Regions from separate parts of the Homo sapiens genome. Here region 2 is linked to region 1. A link is a loop called in an ENCODE intact Hi-C map of the cell type or tissue named here. Cell type or tissue: ovary. All regions are shown on one strand. Each heading gives the region's core, and the rest is flanking DNA. Links, peaks and the distances in the headings are about the cores only.

Region 1 (15,965 bases), core at 4,451-12,450:
AGGTGGCAGACATTCATTGAGTGATGGCTATTGTACCATAATAAAGTGTATTCCTTTACAGAGTGCAAGAGTGGATGCAAATCCACCTATTTCTGATTTTAGGAGTCCAGGGTTCTATGGGACTTGGTGCCCTGCCACCCCTCTCTCTATCCTGCCTATTCCAGACTGGGCTGTCCCCTTTTCTCCCCAGGAGATGACACAGTGCCTTTGAGTTTCCTAGGCAGTGGGGTGGAGGTGGGAAGTTCTGCATGCCCCCCTCGGAGGTAGAGGCAGGAATTCCAGAGACTGGAGAATTCCTTAGGATTCCAGTGGTCAGGAATGGGACCCCAGTGGTCAGGCGTTGAAAGGCATGTGCTGGGAGAGGTATGTCAAGGGTCTGATTGGGCCCACCCAGGATGGTTTGCCCCTCTGATGGAGGAAGTCTGGTGACAGAGAGGTTGCAACCTCATGGGATGAGGTTCTAGGGTCAAGGTATGAAGTGGAAACCAGAGATTGCCAACTACTTATCATCTCACACAGCTGGATTCCCGTTCGGTGTGGTGAGAGGCAAGCGGAACTGGAGACAAGTTCCATCCCCTTCTCGTCTTCCATTCGGGACATCCGCTCACGGAACAGGGTGGCTGAGTGTCTACATCTCTCTCTCTCTCCCTTTTCATCCTGAGGACCTACAGTTGAGTTCCTCTTCGTGACGGTGTGTCTGCTGGGACTCACCTGCATGTTCACGTATGGATAGAATTCCTATCGGGGAGAGAGAGCGAGAGCAGGCACAGGAGGTCCAGGGAGCTCATGGCTGTTCCGTGGCCAGGCCCCTGGCCGTGAGAGGACATTGACGCTCTGCTGGATGCTGTCGTGGGCTCTTCAGAGGAAGTTGGCAATGATGCCACGGTCCTTTCTGGGACCAGCAGGCCATGGTTCTCTCTCTCCTCGCCGCCCTCCTCACCCTCACCTCCTCATGCTCTCTTCCTTTTGCTCCTTCTAGCTGTTCAACCTCTCTGAGCGGAGACCTGACATCACGAAGCTCCATGCCAAGGTGAGCCAGGGGCTGTTTTGGGGTAGGGGAGGAGAAGGAGAACAGATGGACTCCCTCTCTGGAGTTCCCACATAATAATCTTGGGGAAAATGCTGTGACAGTTTGTCAGAGTGCCGACTTATATCTGGAAAATGGAAAATGATCTACTTATCATTTCCACAATGCCAATTACAGAAAGCAAAGCTTGGGGCAGTGACTTTCCACCCAGGTCTGCCTGCTGGGGAGTACACAGAATCACTTGGGTGAGGCTGGAGTTGTGAGATGTTTAGTTTTTGGATTTAAAGCAGTTGGGAGCCGCTGCTTTCGACCTTCCAGCTGCCGGTTTTTTTGTTTGTTTGTTTGTTTTTTTGAGATGCAGTCCCCCTCTGTCGCCCAGGCTGGAGTGCAGTGGCGTGATCTCAGCTCACTACAACCTCCACTTCCTGGGTTCAAGTGATTCTCCTGCCTCAGCCTTCCGAGTAGCTGGGACTACAGGCACGTGCTACCATGCCTGGCTAATTTTTGTATTTTTAGTAGAGATGGGGTTTCGCCGTGTTGGCCAGCCTGGTTTCAAACTCCTGGCCTCAAGTGATCTGCCCACCTTGGCCTCCCAAAGTGCTGGGATTACAGGCATGGGCCAGCGCGTCTGGACCTGTTGCTGCTTTTTATTCTGTTTGCTCGGGGGCTGTGTGTGGGCTTTGCCATGGGCATCTGCTCCTAGCTCTGAGAGTTTGGTACATGCTGTTGTGTGATCCTGGGTGGGTGATGGACTTCTCTGGGCCTCAGTGTGCCCCTCTGAAAGTGGCCTGGCTGGATTAGGTGTGCTCTATGGGTCCTTGCAGAGTTCTCTTTTACTTTAAAGTTGGTGAGTCTAGAAAGATTTTGAGAGGCCCGAAGCCTGCTGTTCAGGTCTGCCCTTTGTGTCCTTAAGGCTGCTCTTGGCTGGCCTGGAAAGTGGATGGTTTGTGTGACCAGGGCCTAGAAAAGAGTCATGAACATCAGGCAGCCTTTTGCTTTTTCCTCTCGCAGCCTGAGCCAGGCCTCAGGGCTGTCCGTAGGAGAAGAGCTTGAGGACAGTGCTTGGGGCCCCTCAGCATGTTGGAGGTCAGTCCTATGGTAGGGACCTTGGGGTCATCAGCTCCAAGCCTTTCTTTTTGTTTGTTTTTTTAACACACATATGGGGAAATTGAGGCTGGAAGAGGACCTGAGGCCTAAGGCCCCACAGTGAGTCAGTGCCAGGGCCAAGACCCGGGACCAGGGTCCCCAGTACTGGGTCATGCATGGCCTTTGCCCTTCACTCCCCTGCCTCCTCGCTGGCCAGTGGGCAGGGAGGAACCAAGTCCTGGCAGGAACCAGCAGCTGCGGGCCACTGCCCAGGTACTGGCACGTGGCGTAGGTGGCTCCCGCTGGCTTGTTTGGCTCTGCAGGGCTTCTGCCCTCTTCTCACTCATGGCTTGGGCCACAGGTACTGGAATTTGGCTGGCCCGACCTCCACACCCCAGCCCTGGAGAAGATCTGCAGCATCTGTAAGGCCATGGACACATGGCTCAATGCAGACCCTCACAATGTCGTTGTTCTACACAACAAGGTCAGAGCTGTGTGTGTGTGTGTGTGTGTGTGTGTGTGCGCGCGCGCACATGCGCACATGTGTGTGTGCCTGAATGTGTCCTTGGATGATTGTGTGTACCTGCCTATATCTTTGGATTTTGCGAGCATATAAGTCTGTGTGTATTTTTCTTTCTAGGGGATAATAGGTTCTGTCTTGGGCGGCACTTCTAAGAAGTGTAGGGGACATCAGCTTATGTCCACGGCAGTGGATGATCAGCTGTGTTTTTTCTGAGACTTAGTCCCCACCTGCCTCCCTCCCCTGAGGCCCCCTTCCTCCTTATGTTCTCCCTTAAATCCACACCCCTCTCTCCAGCCCTGACTCTTTTCCACCAAGGCTTCTAGATAAGCTCTGGGGCAGCAAGGCTGGCCTTAGAAATAAATGATTTTGTGTTTGGGGCTCTTTCAGGGAAACCGAGGCAGGATAGGAGTTGTCATCGCGGCTTACATGCACTACAGCAACATTTCTGCCAGGTAAGAGGGGCCTGGAGCCTCCCATCCTCTGAACATCGACAGTGTGACCCCCCTCCTCTCATCCACCCACAGCCTCTCTGCTCCCTGGAGTGAGGGGATACGCACAGAGGGAATGAGAAGCGATGAGGACGGGGGAAGGGGCCCCTGGCTCTGAGGCAGGAGCCTGTGGACAGAGGGCGGGAGGGAGGAGAGTCCACTTCTCTATCAGGGGTTCTGGTGGGGCAGCCTTGGGAGGCAGGCCCTGTCCTGAGCAACCCATGCGGCCAGCTCCTCGGAGCCACTTTTCCTTGCCAAACTGCCTTCTTTTTCCCTGGGCCAGCAGGAAGGGAGTCAGAAAGAAATGTCGGATCAGATCTGGGTCTGGCAAAACAGTCTAGAAGTTGTCTCATCTATTCCTCTGCCTCTGGACAACAGGGCCCTCTTCCTACCTAGGTGTTTGGAACAAGAATAAAGAACATCCAGTCACTGACTCCCTTTCCAATCCCACTCTGCAGAGAGGCAGAGGGATTCACCCATTCGTTTTGTTATTCACTCAACAAGGAATATGGCTGGGCGCAGTGGCTCACGCCTGTAATCCCAGCACTTTGGGAGGTCAAGGCAGGTGGATCACTTGAGGTCAGAAGTTCGAGACCAGCCTGGCCAACATGGTGAAACTCCGTCTCTACTAAAAATACAAAAATTAGCCAGGCATGGTGGGGCAGGTGCCTGTAATCCCAGCTACTCAGGAGGCTGAGGCAGGAGAATCCCTTGAATCTGGGAGGCAGGGAGGTTGCAGTAAGCCAAGATGGTGCCACTGCACTCCAGCCTGGGAGACAGGGAGACTCTGTCTCAAAAAGAAAAAAACAATAAATATTGAACAGACAATGTGCCAGGCTCTGTTCTAGGTCCTGGGAATGCAGCAGAGGGCAAAGCCAGGCCACTGCCCTCATGGGCATTAAACACATAAACAAATACATTAGTAATAGCAGGTGATAATTATCGTGAAAGAGTAAAGGGACTCAAGAAGGGCAGTGGCGAGGCAGGTCCATGGTTGGAGAAGGCCTCTTGATGAGGTGACACTGGAACAGAGACCTGAGTGACCAGGATGGAAAGGGCTGAGCCTTATCAAGCCTGTGGGATGTGCCCTGCACACTGAGAGAAGAGGAAGGATGGGAATGCGAGGGGCTGAGGTGTTTGAAGCTGAGCAAGTGAGGGAAGAGGAAGAGGAGGGGAAGCTGGGAGGTGGCAGAGCCATGGGGCCTCGCGGCCTCACTGAGGACTTTGGGGTTTGCTCTAAGAGTGATGGGAAGTCACTGGAGCTTCGTGATCTTTTCATTTCAAAGTGACTTCTCTGAGTGCTCTGTGAGGATGGTAGAATCTTCTGTGGAGGGCCTGCCAGGAGGCTGTAGTTTTAGGACTTCGAGCAACCCAAGTCAGTCTCACCTTTGCTTAATGATAAGCAAAGATGAGGCTGCACCTTTACTGCACTCCTGTACCCCTACTGTGTGCCATGAGTGCCAAGCTCTTTATGGATATTCCCTCACTTCATCTCCATAGTCACCTTTGAGGAAGGGGCAATTATCACCCTCATTTGATGGGTGAGGAGAATGAAGTTCAGAGAGATTCAGGAACTTGTACCAGGACACGGGGCTCATAAGTGGTAGACCTGAGCTGGGCTCCCAGGCTGCTGAACTTTAAAGCCTGGGCTGAGTGCGGCCCTGCACAGTTGGAGAGATGCTGAAACACTCTTTTCCTGAAAGCTTCTCGGCACAGGATGGCAGGGGGAAGAGGCTTGTCTTCCCTCCAGGACAAAGGTGCTCTTTGGCCAGAGTGCTCTGCAGGTCTGAGGGAGCAGGGGTGGGGAAAACAAGCGGCTCTTGGATGCAGGAGTTGCCTCTTTTGACCACCTGTCTCTCCCTGCAGTGCGGACCAGGCTCTGGACCGGTTTGCAATGAAGCGGTTCTATGAGGATAAGATTGTGCCCATTGGCCAGCCATCCCAAAGAAGGTGGGTCTCTGGGGCTCACAGCCCCTTGCATGTATGTGTGCACTCACTCTATGTGGGGACTAGACTTGTGTACTCACAGGGATGGGATAGCTGTGCCTAGGTGGGGGTGTACCAGGCGCAAGTTTTCAGATGCCAGCCTGCAGTGGTGTGAGCTCAGGCACACAGGAGAGCCCGGGAGCCAGCCTGTGGTGTGTGCCCGCAGATTGGCACAGCACTTGACTCTGAGGCCTGTGCTAGAGAGCAGTGCAACCTTCATGGGGAAGCATGAGTCTGGGGATAAGAAGGCGCTGGTCTAGGAAGGCATGTGCTGTTCTTGGCCCTGGAAGCAGGATTGCTTCAGTGCTTGGATGAGTCTACGGGAGACTGCATCACTGCCCCCTGCTGTGGGAGGTCAGACACTCATGATAAGGGTCACCTTCTGTTGGGAGAGTTTAGACAGTTTTACTGAGAGCTTTCAACCACATGGTCTCATTGGAGTCTCACAATAGCCCAGGCAGGAAACAGGGCAGGGATGGATTTATTCATTCAGCAAAATTTAAATCATCTACTATGGCTCCAAGCACTGAGATATCTGGGTGAACAGGAAAAAGTCCTTTCCCTTGGTGAGCTGATACCTAATGAGAGAGATGGACATGAAACAAATAACCATACAAACAAGACAGTGTCAGACAGCAATGAGGCTAGGAAGGAAAGAGGGCACTGCAGACACGAGAACTGATAGGGGAACGGGGCTCTTTTAATAGGGATGGTCAGGGAATACCTCTTAGAGGGGGTGAATTTGAGCCTAAACTGGAATCACGGTGAGCTATCGTGTGATGATCTAGGCATCCCATTTTGCAGATTAGAAGCTGAGCCGAGGGAGGGGGCGTGGCCATGGTCTATAGTGAGTAGTGGCAGAACTGGAAAGTACGTGAAGGCCTAGTAATGCCTGGGCTAGGGCAGTGCCTCCTGGTTGTGTGACCCACTGTCCTGAGGGATCCTGCTCCGTGGGTGACATGTTGCTCAAAGACATCTCATGCACAGGAAGGCACAGGCAGCATCAGGGGCAGGAGGTCTTTGGGGGAGGCTGCAGCCAGGATGGTGGGAAACCCAAGCCCAAACTGGAGACCTGGATGGTGGGACGCAGGCCCAGCTCTGTTTGCTGCTGGGAGTTGTGGGCCTGCCACCTGCCGTGATGTCAGCACCATTCTGCACACTGGTGACATGGTGCTGAATCCGCCAGGCAAGGGCTTATGGAGCTCAGCTTCTAGTGGATGTTACACATATAAGGAAACAATTCAGATAGTCATGAGAGCTGCAAAGAAAAGGCAAACTATGATGGCTAGAGAGTGATGGGGCTGGAAAGAGGGCTGATTCAAATGGAAGGGCCTTCTGAGAAGGTGACGTGTAACATGAGATCTGGGTGGGGAGAAGGAAGCCTCCAAGTGAACGCACGGGATAAAGGATCCAGAATGAGGGAATAGCACTGACTACAAGGGCCTGGAGGCCAAAGCATCCTATTTGCCTTTTTAGCCCCTGAGCACACTGACTGGGCCAACAAGGGCCTGGAGCTGTGAGTCCTGGAGCTCTCCAGCCTCATCATGCTGAGGGTCCCAACACGTGCCCCATCATCCCACCTTGCTTGGCTGGCTAGAACTGTGCTGTCCCAGCTGGGGGCTATTCCCGCCATTGTAATTGGAAGCCCAAGAAGTGAGTGAGTCCTCAGGTAACCCAGCACCTTATAGTTGCACAAAACAGTTGATAGCCAGCCTCAGAGTCAGCAACCAGAAATGGGATGTCTTTATGTGCAGAAAATTCTGGTTAGGGCCCTGGAGACAGCAGCTGTGGATCAACGAGAGTCTTCTCAGGGAAGAAAGAATGATTGGTCAAGCACTGCCTTGTCAGCCTCTGGCTTGCCATGTGTGTCTGCTGACTGTAATCACGGTGTGGCCTTTGACCTTGAAGGATAAGGATACTAAGAGAGAAGCATGCTGTTCCAATGGCACAGTGTGGCTTGGAGAGAATGGGTAGAGAGTAACATCTCTGAGTCTGAGTAGTGAAGGCCTGAAGACCAGGGATCAGTGTCACCTCTCAGGAATAGGATTATTTAGGGATTCCCTGGTGTATTAGTCCATTTTCATGCTGCTGATAAAGACATACCCAAGACTGGGCAATTTACAAAAGAAAGAGGTTTAATGGACTCACAGTTCCACGTGGCTGGGGAGGTCTCACAATCATGGCGGAAGGTGAAAGGCAAATCTCACATGGTGACAGACAAGAGAAGAGAGAGGGTCAAGGGAAAGGGGTTTCCCCTTACAAAACCATCGGATCTTGTGAGAATTATTCACTACCACGAGAATAGAATGGGGGAAACCACTCCCATGATTCAATTATCTCTCACTGGGTCCCTCCCACAACACGAGGGAATTATGGGAGCTACAACTCAAGATGAGATTTGGGTGAGGATGCAGCCAAACCATATCATCTCGTGTTCAACATATGCTTGCATAGCAGGCAGTTGGGGCGTGTCTGCCTGGCTCCTGTCTGACACTGCCTCTGCTTGTGGATGGGTCACCTCTCTGAGCCCAGATGTGGAAGTGCAACTGTGGGTTTACTATGCATTTATTGCCACCCTCCTGCCTTCTTGTCAGTGTCACTTGCAGGGAATGGAGCAGATGGAGGAGAGGAGGGCAGGGAAAGAGAGAGGGAGGGGCTTTGCCTGTAGCTCTCTCATTCATTGTCACCCGCCTCCGGACTCATTGTCCCTCGAACACAGACACATCCTGTTGGCACGATCCAGAGATCTGATAGGAACCGCTATTCCAGGTTTCCGGCTTGAGTAATGGGGCAGGGGCCTGAATAGGATCGGGTGCTGCCCATCAGATTATCTTACTTGAGTAGTCCGAGGAGGCCCCACCCAAACCCAGGGACAGAGGCCCACAGGCTTGGAGGTGGGCCAAGGAGCCAAGAGACAGGAGGGGATCTTATCATGGTCATGTGGGCTCTAGTTCCACCCTCTTCAGAGAGCTACTATTGGCTCCTGCAGAGCCTCAGAATACATTCTGATTGGTCTAGCTGACTCAGCTTGTCATTCCATGGCCAATCAGAAAAGGGAAAATGCCGACCAATCGACGCAGAAGGACTGATCTCTATTGGGCAGATGACCGATCTCTAGTTTATTGGGCAGATGCGTTGGAGCCCAGACTTCTTTCCTGCTCTCCCCATCCACTTCCAGCTTTGTGTGTTCTTGCTGTGTGTCTCTGGAGTCCAGTGACCCCTCCTGGACCTTATTTATCCTCTCTGTCTAGAAGGAGAGGGTGTGGGTTAGTTCTTCCATTCTTCCAACAGATCTTTGTTAAAGAACTAGGGGATGTTGGCTGGGTGCGGTGGCTCACACCTGTAATCCCAGCACTTTGGGAGGCCGAGGCGGGCTGATCACCTGAGGTTGGGAGTTTGAGACCAGCCTGACCAACATGGAGAAACCCTGTCTCTACTAAAAATACAAAATTAGCCGGGCATGGTGGCGCATGCCTGTAATCCCAGCTACTCAGGAGGCTGAGGCAGGAGAATCACTTGAACCCGGGAGGCAGAGGTTGCGGTGAGCCGAGATTGCGCCATTGCACTCCAGCCTGGGCAACAAGAGTGAAACTCCATCTCAAAAACAAAAACAAAACAAAAAAATTGGGGGAAGTTGACCCTAGAGATAGATACTTATTAGAAGCTAGTTACCTCGAATACCAAGTAAACTCAAGGATACAGAGAGAGGGACTTAATGCACTTTGGTATGATGTAGAGAAAGTGAAGAACTACATTCATTAAAGTCTTGCTCACTATTTGCTAGACTATCACTTGTGGCTACTGGATCTGTGGGCAGAACTGGGGCTGTGAGTATGAGCGCAAGCTTGATTTGAGCTTTGTGTGGGGGTGTGAGGGCGTCAGAGCTGTTTGGTGGTTGGGCCTGCCTTGTGCAGCTAAATGATGCCTGTCAGGGATGTGGGGTGGAAATTTTGGTCCAGCAGGAGATTCTCGGGCTGGGAGTGAAGCAGGAAAGAGATATTCATGTTGACCACCAGAGGGCGGTGGCGAACTCCAAGTGGGATGCTTGACTTGACCCAGCTCTAGGTCTGGTATACCTGCTCACTCTTCCTACCTAGGGCTCCCAGCAGCAGGCAAGCATGTCTGGGAGGGAGGCCTGGTTGGGGAGGGGGACCATGTTGGTTGGGGAGAGGGTAGAGTAGGTGAGTGGTCTAGGGCAATGTTCTTGGAAAAGAGAGAACAGGGATTACTGCACCAGTACCCACCTCACTCCCTGAAGCTGCTTCTCCCACCACTACAGGTACGTGCATTACTTCAGTGGCCTGCTCTCCGGCTCCATCAAAATGAACAACAAGCCCTTGTTTCTGCACCACGTGATCATGCACGGCATCCCCAACTTTGAGTCTAAAGGAGGTACCTGCCTTGAGCCCTCTGACCTCCACCCTTGCCAACTCCTCCCTTTCATCTTCCATCTTCTCTAAGAGGCAACCTTGGGTAGTAACAGACAGCCCGAGAGCTGCAGAGTCATAAGGCCTCCATTGGACTCTCAAGTGTATTGCTTCCTAAACTTTTCTAAGCACCAATCTATTTGCAGTGCCTGCTGGCCAATGATGTTGGATGGGCAATGTTTTTATTAATTTAATTTGCCTTACAAGTGAAAAGTTGGTATTTCTTCCCCTTTCTGCTTCCTCTTTTACTCTTTCCTCTTTTCCTCCTTCCCCTTCCTACCCCGTCTTCCCCCATTTCTTCCTTCCTTTCTCTCTTTCTCCCTTCACTGTCTCCTCTGCCCCTCCTGCCTGCCAGTTTCTGCTGTCTTAGCTAACACCCACCCCACTTTTACAGGATGTCGGCCATTTCTCCGCATCTACCAGGCCATGCAACCTGTGTACACATCTGGCATCTAGTAAGTATTACATGGGCGTGAGAGGCCAGAGAAGCCCAAGGCCCAGGGCTAAGGACCAGGTCAGAAGGTTGGGGAGAGGAGAGAATATTCTCAAGAGGGCTGAAAGGACAGAGTCAGAGAGGTTTCCCACTAACCCTGTGGCGTAGGGGCAGCAGGGAGAAAATGCCCCTCCCTCATCTCCCCTCCAGCAGCCCACTCTTTTTCTGCCCACCTCTCTCCCTTAGCAACATCCCAGGAGACAGCCAGACTAGCGTCTGCATCACCATCGAGCCAGGACTGCTCTTGAAGGGAGACATCTTGGTGAGTGCTGTCCTCTGTGTCAAGCCCCATCCTTGTTTATTTTCTCTCCCTTCTTTTCTTACTCCTTTCCTGCCTCTTGGGACAAGACAGGTACTCCTCCTGGGCTGCCAGGCTTGGAACCATAGGCTCTCAGGGCTCTTGGAAGACCTTCCAGTCTCACACAGTCTGTGTCTCTCACCCTGGGCTTAGCTGTTGTTCTGGAGCATCTCCAGGGAAATATCACTCAGCGTGAGCTGTTACCTCCTGGCTTCTTATTGGTGACAAGGACTCTCTGAATTCTAGCTTCAGTTCTTCCTGCTGCCATTTAAATCCATCTTACTTTTTGCACTCTGACTTGTATGTAGAAACTTCTTGGGAGGACATTTTTGTCCCCAGAGGCCAAGACTGGCCTCCAATTCTCTGCTGTTCTAGAAGTTTCCCCACAGAACTCTGAGATCCTGTTTGGTGTTGATGAGCTCTCCCTCACCGGGTTTGGGGTGAGCCTTGGGGGCTCAGTCAGCGGAGCTGATAAGGAGGCTCCCTGGGACCTGACCTCCCAGCCTCAGGCCCCTGACTGGTTCTGCCCGTCTTCCCACCCAGCTGAAGTGCTACCACAAGAAGTTCCGAAGCCCAGCCCGAGACGTCATCTTCCGTGTGCAGTTCCACACCTGTGCCATCCATGACCTGGGGGTTGTCTTTGGGAAGGAGGACCTTGATGATGCTTTCAAAGGTGCGCTCCTTGAGTGGAGCTGGGGGTGGGCACCCCTGTGGCAGGGAGAGGAGCTCAGTTTGAGACGATATGGTGGGTATGGGGACCATCTTTTCTGGACCATGTGGTCTGTCTAGTCTCAGGGTGATGGTAGGAGAGAGTTGAGAGAGACTTGGGAGAGAGTTGAGATTGGATGGTCTGGGAATTCCAGTTGTTAGTAGAAGTGGAGATAAACTCCTCCCAGTCCTTGGGCTGTTTTATATCTTGCAGCCTTCTATGACTTTCCCTGTCTCTCCTTCATCTTGTCCTCCCAGTTTGTCACATGTGTCCTACTGACAATCATTTTTTTTTTCAACATTCACTGGGCATCTGCTTTGGGCTAGGATCTGTACCAAGTGCCGGGGATACAAAGTAAAACATGGCATGGTCTCTGCCTTGGTGGAGCTCAAAAATCTTGTTGAGTTGGGAGGCAGACTAGCAGGGGATAATTACCCTGCAGGGCAGAAGAGCAGTAGTGGAGGGGTGTGGCAGCAGCAAGGGGGAACCATTTTCTGAGAGGAGAAGAGGTGGTTGGGAAAGGTTTGGTGTTTGCTTTTGCTTCTTTCTTTTATCCATTGGAAGTTTTATCTATATCACATTAATGCCTGGGACATATAAATACACATTTATTTACCCATCTCTCTCTCCATCCACCAATCCATCCTTACACACATCCATCCATCCATCCATCCATTCATCCATCCGTCTGTCCATCCATCTGTCCATCCATCCACCCACCCATCCATCTATGCACCCACCCATTCATCCATCCATTAATCCATCCCTTCATTAATCTGTCCATCCATCCACATATTCATTCATCTGCCCACCCATCCATCTATCCATCCATCCATCCATCCATCCATCCACCCACCCACCCACCCACCCACCAAGCATCACTTGTGTGTCTGTATGTGTCGGGCATGTGCTAGACCCTATAGATATGAACAGAAAGAAGTCAGGCCCTACCCTCAGGGAGTTCACAGTTTCCTCAGTGAGAGACACACAAACATGATACTATGAAGTGTTGCCTGAAGTGATGGAGACACGCACAAGCATGATAGGTGTCCCATGGAGCAGATGCCATCCTTGCTGTAACTTCTTTTCCTACATGCAGTGGGCAGTGATCTGTGTCCAGAGTGGGCTCAGGCGGAGAAAGACTGGACCTGGGGCTTGGAGGAGGGTCCAGATCTCCTTAGTGTGGTCTGGCTCATGTAGAAGGGTGTTTCTTTAATGAGCTCTCCTTGCACTGGAGCCAGAAGATGCCATCATAATTACAGTACAGAATGTAAATGATAACAGTCTTAACAAGGAAAAATAAAGGCATAGCTGATCAAATAAATAAGGGATTGGGCAGAAGTTGAGAGAAGGAAGGGTCACAGATTTCCTCCTCTTACGTAGTGGGAGTCAGGAGATACCATCGAAAATTGACATATCAATAAATAGAGGCATGGCCAGGCACGGTGGCTCATGCCTGTAATCCCAGCACTTTGGGAGGCCAAGGCGGGAGGATTGCTTGAGGCCAGGAGTTTAAGACTAGCCTGGTAAATATAGTGAGACCCCATCTCTACAAAAAATAAAAAAATTAGCCGGGCATGGTGGCATGTGCCTGTTAGCACAGCTATTCCAGGGGCTGAGGCAGGAGGATCACTTGAGCCCAGGAGTTCAAGGCTGCAGTGAGCTATGATTGCACCGCTGCACTTTGGCCTGGGCAACAGAGTGAGACCTGGTCTCTAAAAAGAGAAAAAGAAATAGAGGCTTAACTATCTTATTTAAAGTTTCAAAGATAATCAATAGCATAAATAAAAACAATAATCTAATCAGATTTAAGAAGACAGGAAGTAGGGGTAGTAGTATAAGTGAACCAAATTATTCATATTAATAGTGGTCAATCCATAGAGGTTATTTAAAATTCATGTCTGGCTGGGTATGGTGGCTCACGCCTGTAGACCCAGCACTTTGGGATGCTGAGGCCGGTGGATTGCTTGAGCCCAGGAGTTTGAGACCAGCCTCAGCAACACAGCAAAACTCCGTCGCTATAAAAAATACAAAAATGAGCCGGGCGTGGTGGCTTGCACCTGTAGTCCCAGTTACTCTGGAGGCAGAGGTAGGAGGACCACTTTGGCTTGGGAGATTGAGGTTGCAGTGAGCTGTGATCGCACCACTGTACTCCATCTAGGGTGACAGAGCAAGATTCTGTCTCAAAAATATAAATATGCACTCCAGGCTGGGCGACAGAGCGAGACTCCATCTCAAAATAAATAAAATAAAATAAAATAAAATTGGGATCTAGAAATAGTGGCATAAAAATAGTGGCTATTATTTAGAGTCTTAGAGGTAAATTGCTAGTAGAAAAGCAATAGAAATAGTTAGAATCAGTGACCTCATTACCTCAGGCAAGTAGGACAGGGGCTAGAGTGGGCAGGAAATTTAATTTCATTGTATAGATATAATTTCATGTATATATGTATAAATATACATTGATTATTATTATATTATTAACCATGTACATATATGGTATTTTAATTTTTTCTAGAAGAAAACTTTTTATGGAATCCTTTTTGGGACTTTTTGCCTATTTTTATTTTTCCTTCTCTTTTTCCAGATGATCGATTTCCAGAGTATGGCAAAGTGGAGTTTGTATTTTCTTATGGGCCAGAGAAAATTCAAGGTATAAGCCGAGTTAGAATTCATTCTCTCACTCCTTCCTTTTATCCTGACCCTATCCCCAGCACCCTTCCACCCCTGGTCTGTTCCACAGTGATCAAGTTATTTTTGAGAGGCAGGCCATCAGTAAAGGATCTGGGTTTCAGAGTGGACCCCTAGCTAAACATGAACCAGTGACTTAATCTCTGGATAATAAAAATAAAAAAGCAGACAGAGAGGCACTGGGTTGGATAAACTGTTCTGGTCCCATTAGGTCATCAGCCTGTTATATTCAGAGACTGAGGTCCTTGGTAGATGGAGGGAGTGGCTGGCGGGCAGGGGGCACACAAAGGTGCTGGATAGAAGATGTGTATTTATGAGAACTGAGGTGATTCAACCTGAAGGCTGGTTTAATAATAACCTTGAAGCCTCTATACTGGTTATAAGTGGAGACCAGTTGTTCACCATCTTATTCGAGAATGGAATGAAAGGAGATGAAGTTAGGTTATGGGCAGAGGGACTCTGGATAGACTAAAGAAAGGACTGCCAAGCCAGGAAGGTAACTCACCCTGACAGACTTGACTAGGAGCTATGCTGTCTTTGAGCCAGGTTTTTAAAAATTTACTTATTTATTTTTATTTTACCTTAAGTTCTGGGATACACGTGCTGAATGTGCAGATTTGTTACATAGGCATATATGTGCCATGGTGGTTTGCTGCACCTGTCAACCCATCGTCTACTTTTAAGCTCTGCATGCATTAGGTATTTGTCCCAATGCTGAGCTGGGTTTTCTGTGGATGGCTGGGAGATTCTGCCGTGCCCCCTAGGTTTCTGTCTGGAGCGGAGAGCGTTTTAAGAGGGGGCAGGGCCATGCCTGGGATGACCCTTTGGAGGCTTTATGTCCTTTCAATGTCGGGGCTGTGATTTCCCTGCTGTCCCTGATCCCACGTAGCTCATAAGCAGCCTGCCCCCCACCCCCAGGGTCTGACCCCAGGGGCAGACTTTCTAGTCTCTTGGCACTGCCTCAGGAGCCCCAGGGACACAGAAGAAAAAGAGGCAGGTACCCAGCCAGGGGTCCTCCCCGCTTTCTTCCAGGGGGTCTTCATTCTTCAGTGCCTGTCCTGATTTACCCCTATGACCCGGCATGAGCCTTTTCAAGAATGTGAGAAACTAGACTCCCAGTTCTCAGTCCAGCTTAAGCCACTGGTCCCGCCCACCACGCTCAAGAAAATGAGAAGTCCCTCAGGGAGCCTCTTTTGGGGAGCTTGTGGGCTTTCTCTGTTTTTCCAGCTGCTGATCTCTTTTCCCTCTCTGCACTGTCTCCCCGACTGCCGCTGCCTTTCCCATCCCACTTAGGCATGGAGCACCTGGAGAACGGGCCGAGCGTGTCTGTGGACTATAACACCTCCGACCCCCTCATCCGCTGGGACTCCTACGACAACTTCAGTGGGCATCGAGATGACGGCATGGAGGGTAGGTGGGACCTAGTGGCTCCCAGCCCCTATCCAAACTGCACAGCCTCTGCTCACATGACCTTGCTTCTCTTGGCCTGCTTTCAAGAGATCTGGGTTCGAGAGGAGGCAGAGGGGAAGTGTGAGGTACCTCCGAGAGCTCACCGTTAACTGGGGGAAGATAAGGCACATATATGAATGTATTAAATAAAAGTGAGGACAGAGCCAAAGAAGGCAGCAAAATGGCCACAAGGGGGTTATCGTGGAAGTGTGTTGCTACAGCCAAGTAAGTTCCGTGGACAGTGAGTTCTCTGGGATTGGCAGGGAGGGATTTTGAGAGCTGGAGTGATCTGGGAAGGCTCCTTGGAGGATGTGGCCTTGAGTGGAGCTTGAGATACCCCCCACTGTGCTGCAAAAACAGCATTTGTCACATGTGTATTAAACCCACTGTTGGGTTTCTTCAGGCTTGCTGCCTGAGTTCTCTGGGGTCAGAGTACTAGGAACAGAGGCACAGGATCTAGGGCCTACAAGCTTTCATCAACAGCCAACAAAAATGTTTGAGAGCTGGGAACAAACTGATAGGCTCTGAAATTTGAAAAGAAAGCAGCAGAATTGAAATTAATACATGTTTAATTTAGCTACAAACCTAACATTATGTCAAATGGTCCACTGCAACTCAGGTCGTCTCTTGAGAGTTCTACATGCATTCTATTTATTTATGTGGTCTATCTGCATATGTGTAAGGAGACGTGGGGCGGGCTCCGAAAGTGAGCATGCCCAGAGCCCAGGAACTCTTGAGATGCCCTGCCTGGGGTTTGGCCACAAGCTTCTTTTCTTGAGTTGGTCGTA
Region 2 (15,965 bases), core at 4,432-12,431, 86 kb after region 1:
TTTCTATGTGCAGATGCCTTGGCTCAAGGCTAGCCTGAAATTTATCTGCTACCTTCTCCCTGAAGAATGGATCTGGGTTAATGTCCTCACCCACGCCAGCTCCCATGACTCCCCCTTGGGTTGGTTTCTTCCAGCCTGCAATGTGCTCTTCGTCAACTCTGTGGACATGGAGTCACTCACTGGGCCACAGGCCATCTCTAAAGCCACATCTGAGACGTTGGCTGCAGACCCCACGCCAGCTGCCACCATCGTTCACTTCAAAGTCTCTGCCCAGGGAATCACTCTGACTGACAACCAGAGAAAGTAAGACTCCCCTGCCTGCTCCTCGGTGGGGTTCTCCTTCCTGTGACTCATCTATTCATCCGTGTACCCACACATTTACCACTTGATTGATTCCTTGCACCCAACTGCTCATCTACCTTCTCATCCATCTATCTTGCATCTACCTCCCATCTACCCAGCTACTTATCCATCCATCCATCCATGCACCCATCCATGCACCCATCCATGCACCCATCCATCCATCCATCCATCCATCCATGCACCTATCCATCCATCCATCCATCCATCCATCCATCCATCCATGCATCCATCCATGCACCTATCCATCCATCCATCCATGCATCCATCCATGCATCCATCCATCCATCCATCCATCCATCCATGCATCCATCCATCCATCCATCCATCCATCCATCCATCCATCCATGCATCCATCCATCCATCCATCCATCCATCCATCCATCCATGCATCCATCCATCCATCCATCCATCCATGCATCCATCCATCCATCCATCCATCCATCCATGCATCCATCCATGCACCTATCCATCCATCCATCCATGCATCCATCCATCCATCCATCCATCCATGCATCCATCCATCCATCCATCCATCCATCCATCCATGCATCCATCCATCCATCCATCCATCCATCCATCCATGCCTCCATCCCTGCATTTATTCATCCCTCATCTATCCCTTACCACCCGTTTTTCCCTTCATCCATCTGTATCTCCATTCATCTATCCATCCACCCATTCATCCATCCTTCTATGAGAATTTGCCAGCATTGGGTATACGGCTGTAAATACAACTGATAAAAAGGACCTGCTTTCTAGGAGCAGAGCCCGTCCACTTGGACTCTCTCCTAACAGTGTCCCTGGCCTCTTTGCTTCTTCTTCCAGCCCCTCCCCACATTTCCTATTCCTCAGTGCCAGTTTCTTCCTTCCCCAGCCCCTAGCATTTGGGATGATTCTATGGCACATCTGTCTCTGTACATTGCTTGGGTCACCAGTGTCAACAGCTCAGGCCATCTTGCTCATAAGAGAGAAGTTGTGTGGACCTGCGATAGCCACAGATGGTGGAAAGGTGGCCTGACCTGCTGGTGGAAGGAGGGGAAAAGCAGCCCCTTCAGCACTCATTCTCTGTTTATCTGATGTCTGTGCTGCAGGCTCTTTTTCAGACGCCACTACCCTCTCAACACTGTCACCTTCTGTGACCTGGATCCACAGGAAAGAAAGTAAGTCTCTTGTACACAGCTTCTCTCCCACACAGCTTTCTAACACTGACGTCTGTGTGGGTGCATGCATGTGCATGTGTGTGTGTGTGTGTGTGCATGTGCATACATTCTCCATTCAGCTGGAAGGTCTGCCCATGTGTGAGTAATCGTGTTGGGCATCTTTTGAGTCTTTCCCACTATAGATATGGAGACCCTCCCAGGGACTCAGTGCCCACTGCTACCCCCTCTGCCATGCCCTGACCTTGAATCTGCTTCTCCTCTCCATGATGGGGAGAGCCCCTCAGGAGGCAGGCTGCAGTGTTCTCTCGACCTTGAATGCATCTGTGTGATCTTGGGCAGCTCCTGTCCCTGGGGAATGGGGGAATGGGGGAATGAGGGGGGAATGGGGGGCAGCTCCTCTCCCCAGACCTTCCTGCAGAGGGTCTGGGCATGGGTGGGGCTGGGCTCTAGGGAGAAAGTACGATGATTTACCCTGAGCCCACTTTCTCTCCACAGGTGGATGAAAACAGAGGGTGGTGCCCCTGCTAAGTAAGTGTGACTTCTTACCCCTGCCCAGCAGGCTGGCCTTTGTACTTCACAGTGAGGGAAGCACGGGGCACATTTAGAAACCAGGGCTGGGGGTAGGGAAAGAGCAGCAAAAACCTTTGTGCCAAGGTCACTCAGCTTCCGAGTGAAGCTTGACCAGGCTTCCAGGCCTTTTGCCTTGTCCTGCCTCGAGGCCAGAGGCCCAGCGTCTGGTCCAGCTGCCTTCACTCTCCCAGGGTTAGAAGCAGCAGGGATGGCAGGAAGTGGACAGAAAACAGTCTTATTAGAAGCAATGGAAATGGGTCAGAGATTGCTTACATGATCTTTTCTGCCCCAATTCTAGCTGCCTTTATTTCTGCTCTTGCTTTTTTGGTGGGCTTTCCTGTGAGTCTTGTGGCCGAGCAAATCAGCCTTATCAGAATGTGGGAGCCCAGAAAGTCTGAATTCTGGGGATGGCCCTGGGACCTTCGGGTGGATTCCTCCATCCAGCAGACATGTCCTAGGGGCCTCCAAGGGACTCAGATCCTGCCTGGGTCTCTGACCCTGCCCTCAGGAGGCCCATTGGCACAGCAGATAAGACAGATGTCTAAATAGCACTAAGATGCTTCTGTGATTTTCAAACTGTATTCCAAGGATCCTAGCATCCTTGGATTGTACCTGATGTACAGAAGAGAGGGAAAGCTCTGCTGCTCCTTGCAGTTGTCTATCAGCAGTAACTAGGGTTTTTTCACAATCACAAAACCAAACAAAATATAGGCATAACCTGGGGTCTGAAGCTGACATGAGACTATCACCATGATCTGTCATCTACTTTTCACTTTGTCAGGATTATTCCAACAGCCCTATTATCCTCACTGATTGACTTTATAATAGGTAAATGTCGTGCTTTTGGATTGCTGTTTATAGCTGTAAAATACTGCTTTCACCTTTATATATGCAGACTTCATATAAGGTTGCTTTAGAAAAACAAAACGTTCAGTGTTAAAAAAATGACAGTTGCAAGGGAGGGAGAGGCAGCAAGAGAGTTCAGCTTACGTCTGGGGAGCTCATGCAGGAGAACACATCAGCACCTCAGAGAGGTGGAAAGAGCAGATATTTAAGGACGGGTCTTCAAAGACAGGTTCAATTTGGACAGGTCAAAATGAGAATGGGAGTAGGAGGGGCTATTTCAGGGGAGGGGCCTCATGGCCACCAGCCTGCAAGCTCCCCAAGGGAAGGGCCATGTCTGACACATGGGGAGGTGGTATATATTTGTTGAGTGAAGAAATGAGAGAATGGAGGCTGGAAGAGCAGAGGCAGGAGGAGGCTAGTGAGAATGCCTCAGTCCGAATGAATGGACTGACTAGTCTATCACATGGTCAGTGATGGTAGCTTAGGAGAGGCCATGTGGGATGGTGGGGTTCAGCCTTGTCCAGGCTTCATAGGGTCATCAGTGCTTTGAGTTCCTGCATTTCCCGTGTCTCTGCTGGCCAAGGCAGCAGGCTGGAACTTCCTGTTTGAAGGGGCTTGTGCTCACTCACCACAGGGCCCTGCGAGGGAAGAAGGTCAGGGACAGAAGGGAACTGGGCCCCCAAGCCTGGAAATCCCTCTTTTCCTCCTTCAGGAGCTGGTTTTGAGTTGAGCCTCCTGCTGAAGAAGCTTTGATGGGTGGGGCAGAGGCCACAGGGAGAGGCCAAGCAGGGCAGTGGGCTAACAGGGAATCATGACAGGGACGAGGTGAGGCCAGCCAGGGATCTCATGTGCAAAATTCAAGGAGATGTTAGATCTTGGGATCTTGCAAGCGCTTCCTCCTGCCCTTGCGGGCTGAGGCTTCTTGCCTGGATCTATTCCTTGTGGCAGATGACAGGACTGGGCTATTGCGGGAGCCTGGAAGCCACAGCTGAAAGAAATATCAGGGGAGGGCAGGCTCGGTGCTCCAGTCAGGTGCAGTTGCCGGGTCTCCATCCTGGTAGACACCCGCAGCCAGGGCTGGCATGCTTCCTCCCTCTGCCAGGATCACCCCCACCCCTGCTCATGGTCTGAGCCAGCTGGGAAAGGGAGGTGCTGGGGGATGCCCTGTGGACCCCAGCTCCCCCACCACCTGGGCATTACCCCAGGCCTTTGGCCCTGTTGCTCCTGGCCCCTGAAACAAGACTGGAGGAGCAGAGCTGTAGGAAATGCTGGATTATGTGTGTGTGTGTGTGTGTGTGTGTGGTGTGTGTATATGTTGTGTTTGCGTGTTGTGTGTGGTGTGTATATGTTGTGTATGTGTGTGGTCTGTATATGTATGTATGCATGGTTTGTGTGTGTGTGGTGTATGTGTGTGTGGTGGTGTGTGGTGTGTATGTGTGGTGGTATGTGTGGTGTGTGCAGTGGTGTGTGTGTGGTGTATGCATGTGGTGATGTGTGTGATGGTGTGTATGTGTGTGGTGATATGTGTGTTGTGTGTGTGTGATGTGTGTGGGTGTGATGGTGTGTATGTGTGTGGTGTGTGTGGTGTGTGGTGGTGTGTGTTGTGTGTGTGGTGTGTGTGGTGGTGTGTGTGGTGTGTGGTGGTGTGTGTGGTGTGTGTGGTGTGTGTGGTGTGTGTGGTGGTGTGTGTGGTGTGTGTGTGGTGTGTGTGGTGTGTGTGGTGGTGTGTGTGATGGTGTGTATGTGTGTGGTGCATGTGTGTGGTGGTTTGTACACACAGGCACACAGGGACCAGCAGAATCCCCCTTTGCTAACTTCAGCTGCCGTGGTCCTGCGGTAGGGAGAGGGGTTTTCATAGGAATCTCCAGCTGTCCTCATTTCCCCATCTCGCTCTAATTAGCAACATGCTGGCTGGGAGGGGACCTGAGCTCACATTCTGTTCTCTGCCCTCATATTTTTAACTCTGTTTTGCGAAGAGAATGCTGGGTCACTCCAGTCCTGCGGGTGGGGGTGGGGAACGGGTGTGGGGTCCACCTTCCCTTTTATTTTCTGGCTTCCAAGGTTCTTGAGCCCAGGAAGAATAAGTGTGTGTGTGTGGAGGGGTGTGAGCTACTTGACCTTTGTCTCCCTGACCTTGTGGTGTCTGAGGAGGCTGAGCCGTTTGCAGGCAGACAGCACTTTCCTGATTGGCATATGTGTTGTGTGTAAGAACAGTCAGTAGGGGTAGGGCTGGGATGGGCGGGGAGAGGCCTGTCTAGGAATGTTCCCATTTTATTTTGGTCTCCTCCCCACCCCTCACTATCCAGCCTTGTCAATCCTCTGCAGCTCCCCTCGCACCCCTTCAAAGGGGATTTCTGCCCACCCTTAAACAAGGTGGGACACTGTCTCTAGGACTTGGCTTGTGGTCAGGGGAGTGCACAGAGGATTCTCTTCTGCACCTCTCTGAGTCCCTGATGCTGAGGCCTGCTGGAGGGATGGGGAAGAGAGGTTGGCCTGAGACCAGCTTGCTCACCTGGGCTGCTGTCCACCTCCTGGGGTTCCACTTGCCCTTCCCTCATGCCCGTTGCCCTCTCCCGCCTGCAGGCTCTTCGGCTTCGTGGCCCGGAAGCAGGGCAGCACCACGGACAACGCCTGCCACCTCTTTGCTGAGCTTGACCCCAACCAGCCGGCCTCTGCCATCGTCAACTTCGTCTCCAAGGTCATGCTGAATGCCGGCCAAAAGAGATGAACCCTGCCCCTTGCCCAGGGCCAGTGCCATGGGGAAGGGGCTTGTGGGGAGGGGACCCATGAATCCTGACCACTCTTGAACCCAGAAGGAGGACTTTGGGCCAATTTCGGAGGAGAGAAGAAAGTGCAACGTGGGGAGAGGGAAGTGAATTGCAGAGGGGAGGGGGAAAAGAGAGAGAGAGAGAGAGAGAGAGAGAGAGAGAAAGATGGAGGAGAAGAACTTGGATTCCCCTGGGTAGATGGAAACTGCAAAAACCCAAAGCCTCCAAAACTAACCAGGTCCACCTAACACCCCCTCCCTCCCCTAAGAAGATGGATGTCCTCAAAAGAGAAGGAACAAACCTCCTTGGGAATCCACATTTTTTGGGGGAATGGAAAAGCTCTGTCTCCCTAACTCAACTGCTTTGCAAGGGGAAATCAAGCTGGGAGAATCTTTTTCTGGCCACCTGTGGGGTAGGTTGTCAAACCAAACAGAGCCACCGTGGGACATCAAGTGGAAGAACTTGTTTGCTTGAAAGTATCTCAGACCCAAGGCACCTCAGGTCTCTTTGCTGTGCCTCCACTATATTGTCGTGTGGGTGTGTGTCTGCACCCACATCCTCACACATTGATCTAGATCTGCCTTTATCCACTCGAATTATAAACAGCTCGGCTTGTCCTTGTCCCATGTGTTTGTAGACACACATGCATACTGTCCAAAGATTAGGGTTGGTGGTGGCAGTGCAGCAGGGGAGGGACAAACAACCAAGCTATGGGTGACAGAGGCTCTCTCCTGGTGCCTGCACCTGCACTCTAGTGACCCTGGGTGCCGCCAGACCCTTCTCTTCTACAAAGACCCCAGCAGGAGTGGGAGGGTCTGCAATGGCATCGCCCTGTCCTGCCTTGGCCAGAAGCCTGGAGCTTTGGTTTGAGGAGGTAGAGATATGTGTATCCATAGGAAGAGATCTGTCAGAACAGGCAGCTGTTGAGCTCGGGGTGTCTTCCCCAAGGCATGTGGCTCAGCAGCAAGAAAGGCAAGTTGCTCCTGCTGGGGCCCTGGACTCTGCCTTAGCTCCCACCTCTCAGCCTTGTTATTGGGTTTCATGCCCCTGGACCAGCCTTATCTCAGACCTGCTTACCTGCATGATGCCTTTTTGGGGGCTGGGGATTGAGTCTTGCTGCTCTGCCCAGCCCTGTTCTATTCTGCAGGGTCCCTGTGTTGGAATTCTCCCTGGGGAACCTACTTTCTGCTCAGTGAGGCTCCGGCCAGAAACCTGGAGTCCTTATCCTCCCCTCTGTAAGTGTTTTAGGGTCTGGCTTTTGCAGGCACCCTCTGACCTCAGCAGAGCTCCTGGGCCTGCTGCCTGCACACCACATCGCCTACCTACAATGCCAAAGCCTCACTGTCACCCTTTCTGCCTTGGTTTCCCTAGCTGAGCCACGCTGCCCATGCAGCAGAGGGCAGAAGGCTTGCACTTGGGCCAAAGGGCCTAAGGTCCACTGGACAGTTGGGAAAACACCTGACCACCATTTAAGGACTCTAAGCCAGAATGGAAAATTCACCAGGACTCCATTCTTAAGCCTATGCGAGTCCCCTAGAGAGAGGCATTGTACTGATATATAAATATTATATAATATATACATGAGACATACTGACAGAATCTGTAAGCTAATAAAATGTAAGAAAAGGTTAAAAAAAGAATAGGTAAATTGACAAGAAGTATTTATTGTTTTTCCATATTGCTTTATTGCCTTCCTTGGGGATAAACCAATTCCTATCCTTTTTTATATGTGTAAGTAAAGCCTGAAGTGTAGGGGGCCTTTGTTCTTGAAGCAGCCAGGGTCTCCTTGCCCTGGCCTTGGCCTTCCCTAGACTGTGTGGGGCTCAGCATTGGGAGGGGTTGCACATGTCCCAGCCTTTGGCCCCCTTACTTTTCAGCAAGCCAGGGGCCCAGCAGTCAGCTCCCAGGATGTGTGGGGAGCTGTCCCTGACTCTGCAGGCCTGAGCGAGTGTGTGAGCATGCGGGGACATGGGTGTGTATGGCACACATAGGTGCGTGTGTGTCTTTTGTATTTTTTCTCCTCCAAGGAGCTGTGTCAGTGTGGACGTTCTGTTTCAGGGAGTTGGAAAGGAGGGTGTCTGCAGAAGGTGGAGAGCAGGGGCAGAGGCCCCACTGGCCACCCCCTGCTTCCCAGAGTGAAACCTTGTGCCTGGTGACCAAAGTCCCTCCAAAGTGCTCTTCCTTCTGGGTTATTCAAGCCAAATATCTGGGTTTCCCCCTCTCCTCATTCCCTAGCAAACCCCAATTATCTTCCAAGATAGGAGATATTTCCCATCCCCTTCCTTTGTAAATATCTCATCTCCCACTGGAGAGCCCAGGAGCCTATTCCTGGCATGGATGTTCTGTCCACACTTGAGGCTGGGCGGTGTATCAGACCCTTCAAGCAGCCTGGCTGGGGCCCAGGACTGAGTCTGGGGTCAGCTTTCACGGTCGCTTTTCCCTTCCTCACCACCCACCACAGCCCACCTTGCATGCATGGCCAGCCCCTCCACTCCAGCCTGAGCCATGTGTGCCCCTGCGGGAGGACCCATTCATGCCAGAAAGCTGGTAACTCCCTCCCAGCATCCCTGCGGAAGGAGTCAGTTTCTGAGAGTGTGACTTTTCAAGGCGAATGATGGGGAAGGGTTCCCCAGTCCCCACAGTGGCCCCACCTCTGGGCCCTGCACCAGAGCCCTTCTGTGTCACGGCGGGCTGTGCACCCATGCACACACCTACGCACACACAACACTCCGCACTGCAGTATATTCTTGCCAAAGATTTCCTTTAAAAGCAAGCACTTTTACTAATTATTATTTTGTAAATGTTTATCTTCTTCTGTCTTCTCCCTCCCTGAATCTATTTTACTGTTGTTTATTGTTGAATCTGTGTGTCAGCCAGGAGAGCGCTGTCTGGCCTTGAACATGGGCTGGGATGGGAAAGGGTCTGGGAGAAGATGGGCAACAAAGAGCCAGGGAGTCATGGACATCGCAGCGACGCAGACCCCAGCAGGTTCAGTCCCGTGCTGCCACCAGCTGTCCAGCTGGGTGTCTGGAGGGAAGAGGGCAGAGGAGGGTCATGTCCCTTCAGCTGGGGGAGGGGCCCAGTGAGCTCCACGTGGCTTTTTCCCAAAGGGAGCAAGAGGGAAGGATTGGGCGAGAAAACAATGGAGAGGGGACCTGCGAAGGAAAACAGGGAGGAAGTGAGCGGTTTGATCAGCCTGCTATCACGGTGTTCTGGCTCTCTTATTTAGCCAGGCGCTTAAGGGACAGATACATCACATCCTAAGTTTGGGAAAGGCCTTTGACCCATGTCATCTGAGCGTCTCCTCCAGTAGCTCTGAAAGCTGTGGACACCAATGGCCAGGATTCCTTCTCCCCTGGTTTTTGAGGATCCCTGGGTCTTCTGAGACTGGCCAGGAGAGGGATGGTGGGGCCAGTGGTTGTGTGAAAGCAGGAGGGGCAGCCCTCCTGGACAAGTGTGATCCCCCTATAAACGGCTCTCAGGAGGTTAGTGAGTAGGAGATTCTGCCTTGTTCTGATGAGCCTGTGCAGGGGCTCCAGGGGAGCATGCTGTCCAGGGGGCACAGAAGGGTGGTGAGTGTGATCAAATCTAGTCTCACTCCCACTTTTTAGTCTCACTCCTACTTTTGTCCACCACCCCTGCCTCCTGGATCTTCTCCCACTTTTTTTTTCAGCTTTAGGACCTGGGGAGATCCTGTGAGTCAAGGCAGACACCCAATCCTGCCCCCACACTCGGGGTCCTCCAAGAGGTTGGGGGGCAGAGTCCCAGAGCAGCCCTTTACCCCAGGTCCAGGCCCTGGAATCCTGAGACTCGCGTTTCCTTGGCCAGTGGTAACACAGGACGTGTGTGCGCATGTGCAAGTGTGGATGTATGTGTGTGCGTGTGTTTTGCTCATTTCTTTAGGGAACTTGGGAGTCGGGGTTGGAGGTGCTGGGCAATGGAACTTCAAATTCAATGTCGCCCAGCAGTGAGGGGAGTCGGGAGGTGAGGCCTGTAGGCCAACCAATTGGTGGAGTCTCAGCGATAGCCCAGGTGAGAAGTGGTTCACCCAGAGGGGCAGGGTGGGGGCCTCGGGCAGATCTGTCCCTCTTGGCACCTCTGTCCTCAAATGTCCAAAATGTTGGAGGACCTCTGTTCATATCCCACGCCTGGGCTCTTGCCAGCAGTGGAGTTACTGTAGAGGGATGTCCCAAGCTTGTTTTCCAATCAGTGTTAAGCTGTTTGAAACTCTCCTGTGTCTGTGTTTTGTTTGTGCGTGTGTGTGAGAGCACATCAGTGTGTGCAGGCTGTGTTTCCCCATTTCTCTCCTCCCTTCAGACCCATCATTGAGAACAAATGTAAGAAATCCCTTCCCACCACCCTCCCTGCCTCCCAGGCCCTCTGCGGGGGAAACAAGATCACCCAGCATCCTTCCCCACCCCAGCTGTGTATTTATATAGATGGAAATATACTTTATATTTTGTATCATCGTGCCTATAGCCGCTGCCACCGTGTATAAATCCTGGTGTATGCTCCTTATCCTGGACATGAATGTATTGTACACTGACGCGTCCCCACTCCTGTACAGCTGCTTTGTTTCTTTGCAATGCATTGTATGGCTTTATAAATGATAAAGTTAAAGAAAACTCTGTGCCGTTATCTATCTGTGTTGTTCGGACAGGGGTCTGCCATGTCTCTGGTGGGCAAAAAGGGGCCTCTCCAGAGATCCAGGTGGGCTTCAGCGATGCCTCTAGTGGACAGCTCAAATCCTCCCAGCGGCCTCCCCACCATCTGCGTGGTGGTTCTGGTTCCCTGTGTTTATTCATTTGGACTCTTTCAGCTGCAAGAGAAACTCAACTCAAACTTGTTTAAGAAAAAGATAAGTTTCTTGGCCCGAGTGACTGAGAAGGCCAGGCCTAGCTGCATTTAAGGGCTCAAATGGTAGAATCTGGAATTCATCCCCATCACTTGGTTCTGAGTTGGCTTAACTTTCAGGTAAGCTGTATCTGAGTGGCGGTGCCCCCAGATGCTCTGGGCTTCCATCCCACCAGCTCGGTAGCTCTAGGAGAAAGGGGGGCTCTTTTCTCCCAATGTTCTCAGCAAGAAACTGGGACATGCGATCATTGGCTGTGATCTGGATCCTGCCTGGCTCATATGATTAACTCGAAACCAATCATTCTATCCGGATCTGGGTCACGCAACTGCCTCTGGAGCCTTCTGAAACTACGGGGACTGAGAATGGGGAAGTGGTTGATCCCGGAAGGAGTGAGGTCTGTCAGAGACAGGGGGAACACGGGTTGTCAGGCAACATCTATTGGGGCCTGTGCCCATCAAGTGGCAAATGTGTGGTTCACTCGTGCACTAGGCCCAGGGCTCCTGGGCAAATTCTTTGGAATTCAGAAAGTTTGGGGGTGGGACCTATTGAGACATGCCTAGCACAGCACAGGGGTCTCTGGGAGATCCAAAATACTCAGTGACGTGGTGCTAGCTCTCCACTGAGCTCACCATGTGGCTGGAGGAGGCTCAGATCAGCTTATTTGAGCAGGTTTGTGCTGAGCCCCCTCAGTGACCCTCACGGTCCTCGTGTGGGCAGCCTTCTCAAGCTTTTGGGTCTTGGGATTCCTTTACATTCTTAAAATTATTCAGGACCCCAAAGGGCTTTTGTTTAGAAGGATTATATCTTTTGATCTTTTACCATAGTATAAATTAAAACTGAGAACATTAAAAATACTTAATTCACTTCCATAGTGATAAATTCATCACATGTTAATATAGAGAGCATTTTTGTGAGAAATAATATTTTCTAAAACAAAAAGCACTGGGTGAGAAGGTGACTTTGCTTTGCATTATTATTATTATTATTTTTGAGACGGGGTCTTGCTCTGTCGCCCAGGCTGGAGTGTAGTGGCACAATCATAGCTCGCTATGACTAGCCTCCACCTCCTGGGTTCAAGTGATCCTCCCACCTCAGCCCCCAAGGAGCTGGGACCACAGGTGTGCGCCACCACACCTGGCTAATTTTTTAATTTTTTTTTTTGTACAAAAGAGGTTTCACTATGCTGCTCAGGCTGGTCTCGAACTCCCGGGCTCAAGCAATCCTCTCTCCTTGGCCTCCCAAAGTGCTGGGATAACAGGCGTGAGCCACCATGTGCTTTGCAGTTTTTAAAGGCCTAATCATGTCTGGCTTAGCAGGAGATAGCTGGATTCTTATATAAGCTTCTGCATACAATCTGTTGCAATATCACCCATCATGGGCCTCTGGAAAACACTGTATACTTGTGGGAAAATGAGCAAAAAAAAGTCAAATAATGGCTTAATAGCATTATGAAAATGGTTTTGACCTCAACACTCCTGAAAGGGTCTCAGGGACCCCTGGGGTCCCCGGATCATACTTTGAAATCTGTTGCTATGAGGGATACAAGACACAGGAAACTCAGACCCTGTCCAAGGTGGAGACTGAACATGTCTTGCACCCTGCTCTCTGTTAGGTATCGTCATGCTGAGTCATCCCAACAAACCCATGAGGTAGGCGCTGTTATACACAGGGACAAGTAAGGAAACCGAGGCTCTGAGAGGTCACACAGTTTCTAGCTGGCAGAACTTGTACTCAGCATCACCACCACCGGTGAAGGCTGGCACTCAGCCAACACCTGCTACGTGCCAGAGAGCCTGTGCTAAGCACTTGGGTATCATTTCTCACGCACGTGCACCTGAGAGGTAAGGGCTATCCTTGTCCTCATTTCACAGTTGAAGAAACTGGAGTTCAAAGAGGTGAAGACACTTACTCAAAATCACAGAGTTGGGGTAAGTGGCCCAGCCAGGCTACGAACCCAGGTGAGCTGACTTCTCAGCCAGGCTCTTCCTAGCTCTTGCCTCTTTCTCTGCTCTCAGGGCTGGCTTCTGAGGGGAGAGACAGACTCTGATGAGCCATGGGCAAGTGGGAAGCCAAACTGATGTCACTGGTCAGATAGGGGGTCACGGGCTAGACTGTAGGCTGGCTTCCCAGGGTGTGGACCAGGGCTCCTGGGTGTGTGATGGGGGAGGTCAGGAGGTCATCCCCTGACACTGGCCAGCTGCAGAGGGATGTAGGTACCTCAGGGGTGGGCCTGGTACAGGGGAGGAGTGTCTGATGAGAGAGACAAGCTACGGCCTGTGAGCCGAGCTGATGCAGCTGGCCTTTCAGGGGACTCAGCAGTGAGGTGGCTGTGCTCTTGGTGCCTCAAGGAGGAGGAAGTGGATGGGGCAGCAGTGGAGGGCTCTGGTTGAGGAAGGGCAGCTCTTCTGACACACATTATCACACAGAATACCCAAAGGACCTTTGCATTTTCTTTCTTTCTTTTTTTCTTTTCTTTTCTTTCTTTCTTTTCTTTTTTTCTTTCGAGACAGAATCTCACTCCGTCACCCAGGAGGCTGGAGTGCAGTGGTGCGATCTCGGTTCACTGCAACCTCCGCCTCCCGGGTTCAAGTGATTCTTTTGCCTCAGCCTTCTGAGTAGCTGGTATTACAGGCACACGCCACCACTCCCGGCTAATTTTTGTATTTTTAGTAGAGATGGGGTTTCACCACGTTGGCCAGGCTGGTCTCGAACTCCAGACCTCAGGTGATCCACCCGTCTCAGTCTCCTAAAGTCCTGGGGTTACAGGCGTGAGCCACCGCTCCCAGTCGCCTTTGCATTTTCTATGCAGAGTGTGGCCCCTGTACCATCGGCATCGACATCACTTGGTGCTTACAGGAAAGACAGGACCTTTGGCCTCACCCTAGGCCTGCAGATCAGAATCTTCATGTTAGCCACATCCCCAGGAAATCTGCGTAAGTGCTGAAGTTTGAGCTGCTTGTGTGTGTATCTCATGCTGGGACTAGGCCAGGCTGACATGCTCAGCCCCGGGCTCTGCCTCAACACCACCTGAAACGTGAGGACCCAGTTTGGGTCTCCATGGGAGAGAAGCAGTCCTAGACCTCACCTTGGGGGCCTGCCTTATTGATGAGATTCTGGAATCTCTGCTGCCTGGGGCTGGCCGAGGCCAGGTAGGGACCAGTGCTGGTCCTGATGAGCAGGATAACTCTGGTTGCACCAGGCGTGCAGGGTGTGAAGAGAGTCCAGCCTTGGAAGAGGCAGGAACATCAACGGGGGCACAGGAGGGGCAGAGGGATGGCGGCTATCAGGCTCTCTCTTGTCCTCAAGCTCTGCTGGAAAGTGCTGAAGCCTGGGCCCCACCCCAGAGATTCGGAGTGGGTCAGTCTGAGGTCCAGCCTAGGCAGTGGGAATTTTAATCACTCCTGGGCAACTCTATGTGCAGCCCAGGCTGAAAGCCACTAGGAGCCCTCTCCTCAGATTGGCTTCTTCTAGATCAGGGGTGTGTGTGTAGGCCCATGGGCACCTGTGCTTGGACTGGTGGGGAGCTGAGGAGCGGAGGAAGTCACAGTGGGAAGAAGTCCCCTCTGGACTGGCTTAGATCCCGCCTCGCTTTTTTGGGGTGGGAGGATGCCATCCCCTCCCATCTGGAGTGGAGGCCACTGGTATTTTAAAAATTCCAGGCCTCAAATGTCCCTCCTCCTGCATCCTGTGGGCTAAGAGGGGAGGAGCCGTGGCCATATCTTCATGGGACTCACCTCCAGGGCCTGCGGAGCTGGGTGGGAGGGGACGCCTGGAAGAGGCTTTGCAGGCTGCTTCATTTCAGCTCCACAGGCTTCACAATACCTCCTGGGTGGTGGGGGTGGTGAAATGAAAGTCTGCCGTCCTCTTTTAAGAAACTGGTTTTACTGGGATTTTCCCTGTTAGTTGGTGAAAATGCCTATTTATTAGTGCTTAGTAATTTACAAGCAGTCAGAACATGGGAAGGATATGGCCCATTCTAAAAACACTGACAGTAGGTATAGGACTAAAGACACATCCCCTCACACACACAGAAGCACACGCAAGACATGCAGACACACATACGTGCACAGAGACACACAGACACACGTGCATACACATGCCCACACAGATGCACACAGACACACAGATGCACACACACAAGACATGCAGACACACATATGTACACACAGAGACACAGACACACATGCGCACACAGAGACACAAAGACACACGTGCAAACGCATGCCCACAGACACAGATGCACACACATAGACACACAGATGCACACACACAAGCACACATGCAGACACACAGATGCACACACATACAACATGCAGACTCACACATGGACACACAGAGACACGCAGACACACATATACCCAGGCACACACATAGACACATGTACACACACATGAACACATGCACACAGACACACAGATGCACACACATACAAGACATGCAGACACACACGGACACACAGAGACACCAGACACACATATACACATGCACACACAGATGCACACACATGAACACACATGCACAGAGACACACAGATGCACACACACACGATATGCAGACATACAGGCCCATACATACACACACAGACACACGTACACAAGAGACCTAGTCCCTCGGAATATGCTGCGTCTCCATGCAGGCATCTGCTTTCCTACCTCCTTCTCTCCAAGCATTCTGGTGTTCAGCTAACTGATGAGTCAGTCCCAGGGGTCATGGGGTCATCAGTGGGGCAGGGAGCTTCTCCCACAGTGAGCTGACCCCTGCCACACTAGTTAGCAGAAGGGCGTGATCAAAGGAGGGGAATGTCTCCATGAACTCTGCAGATCAGATCAGCTGCGGGGCCTGGTGCACACTGGATGTGGATGTGGGCAAGCTGGGGTGTGGTAGAAAAGGGTCAGGGCCTCAAGGAGCACCTGAAGGAGCTGAGACCTCGGCCTGGAGAAGAAGAGCTTCAGGGAGGTTGAGATGGGATGCTGGCCTCCGATGTTTGATGGCCTCCTCTCTGGAACAGTCAGCATTCTCTGGGCTCCCCATGTAATAGACGAGGGCCACAGGGAGGCCAGAGCGGGGAGGAGATGCTTGAAATGGAAAGGGGTGCTTTGGGAGGGGTGAGCTCCTGTACCTGGAAATGTTGGGCCCAGAGACTGCAAAAGGCCCTTTCGAGGCTCTGTCCTGGGTATGGCTGCTGGCACATGCCAGGAGACCACCTCATCCAGGTCAAGCCAAGAGGATAGGCATGGCTGGGCCCAAGTTTCCTTATCCGTCAAATGGGGTCACACCTATCCTGGAGGGCTGCATGACCACACAGCACCTAGCATGGTGCTCAGCTTACTGCTGGCCCTGCAGGGCATCGAGAAACATGAGCTTCCTTTCCTTTTCTGGTGGCTCTTGCCTTCTCCGCCATTT

The links. Peaks named below come from ENCODE experiments on the same cell type or tissue, not always from the same donor. Only the 100,000 strongest peaks of a DNase experiment are listed, where the experiment ranks them.
Region 2: it touches region 1 in a loop (2.8-fold over the local background); 33 of 110 quality-filtered maps call a loop at or near these places.

Annotation. Positions count from the first base shown.
Region 1 is chr2:217,880,071-217,896,035 of GRCh38, reverse strand. TNS1 (tensin 1) reads left to right here. Exons shown (of 33, transcript NM_001387777.1): 9 at 980-1,030; 10 at 2,475-2,597; 11 at 3,024-3,088; 12 at 4,991-5,074; 13 at 9,390-9,502; 14 at 9,932-9,992; 15 at 10,217-10,292; 16 at 10,872-11,001; 17 at 13,625-13,690; 18 at 15,022-15,138. Among named protein-coding and RNA genes, the nearest start is that of MIR6809, 13 kb to the left of the region's middle. RefSeq lists an enhancer at 5,276-5,570. In ovary, for the core only: a CTCF peak has its summit at 9,105 (motif pointing right); DNase peaks (open chromatin) are centred at 5,406, 7,843, 9,125 and 10,894.
Region 2 is chr2:217,794,161-217,810,125 of GRCh38, reverse strand. TNS1 (tensin 1) reads left to right here. Exons shown (of 33, transcript NM_001387777.1): 30 at 135-303; 31 at 1,455-1,523; 32 at 2,019-2,051; 33 at 5,523-10,335. The coding sequence ends at 5,667. Among named protein-coding and RNA genes, the nearest start is that of DIRC3, 12 kb to the right of the region's middle. RefSeq lists enhancers at 10,767-10,816, 10,847-10,916, 13,336-13,836. In ovary, for the core only: no CTCF peak of the experiment used is centred there; DNase peaks (open chromatin) are centred at 8,245, 8,735, 10,875, 12,365 and 5 weaker places; H3K27ac peaks cover 5,471 bases.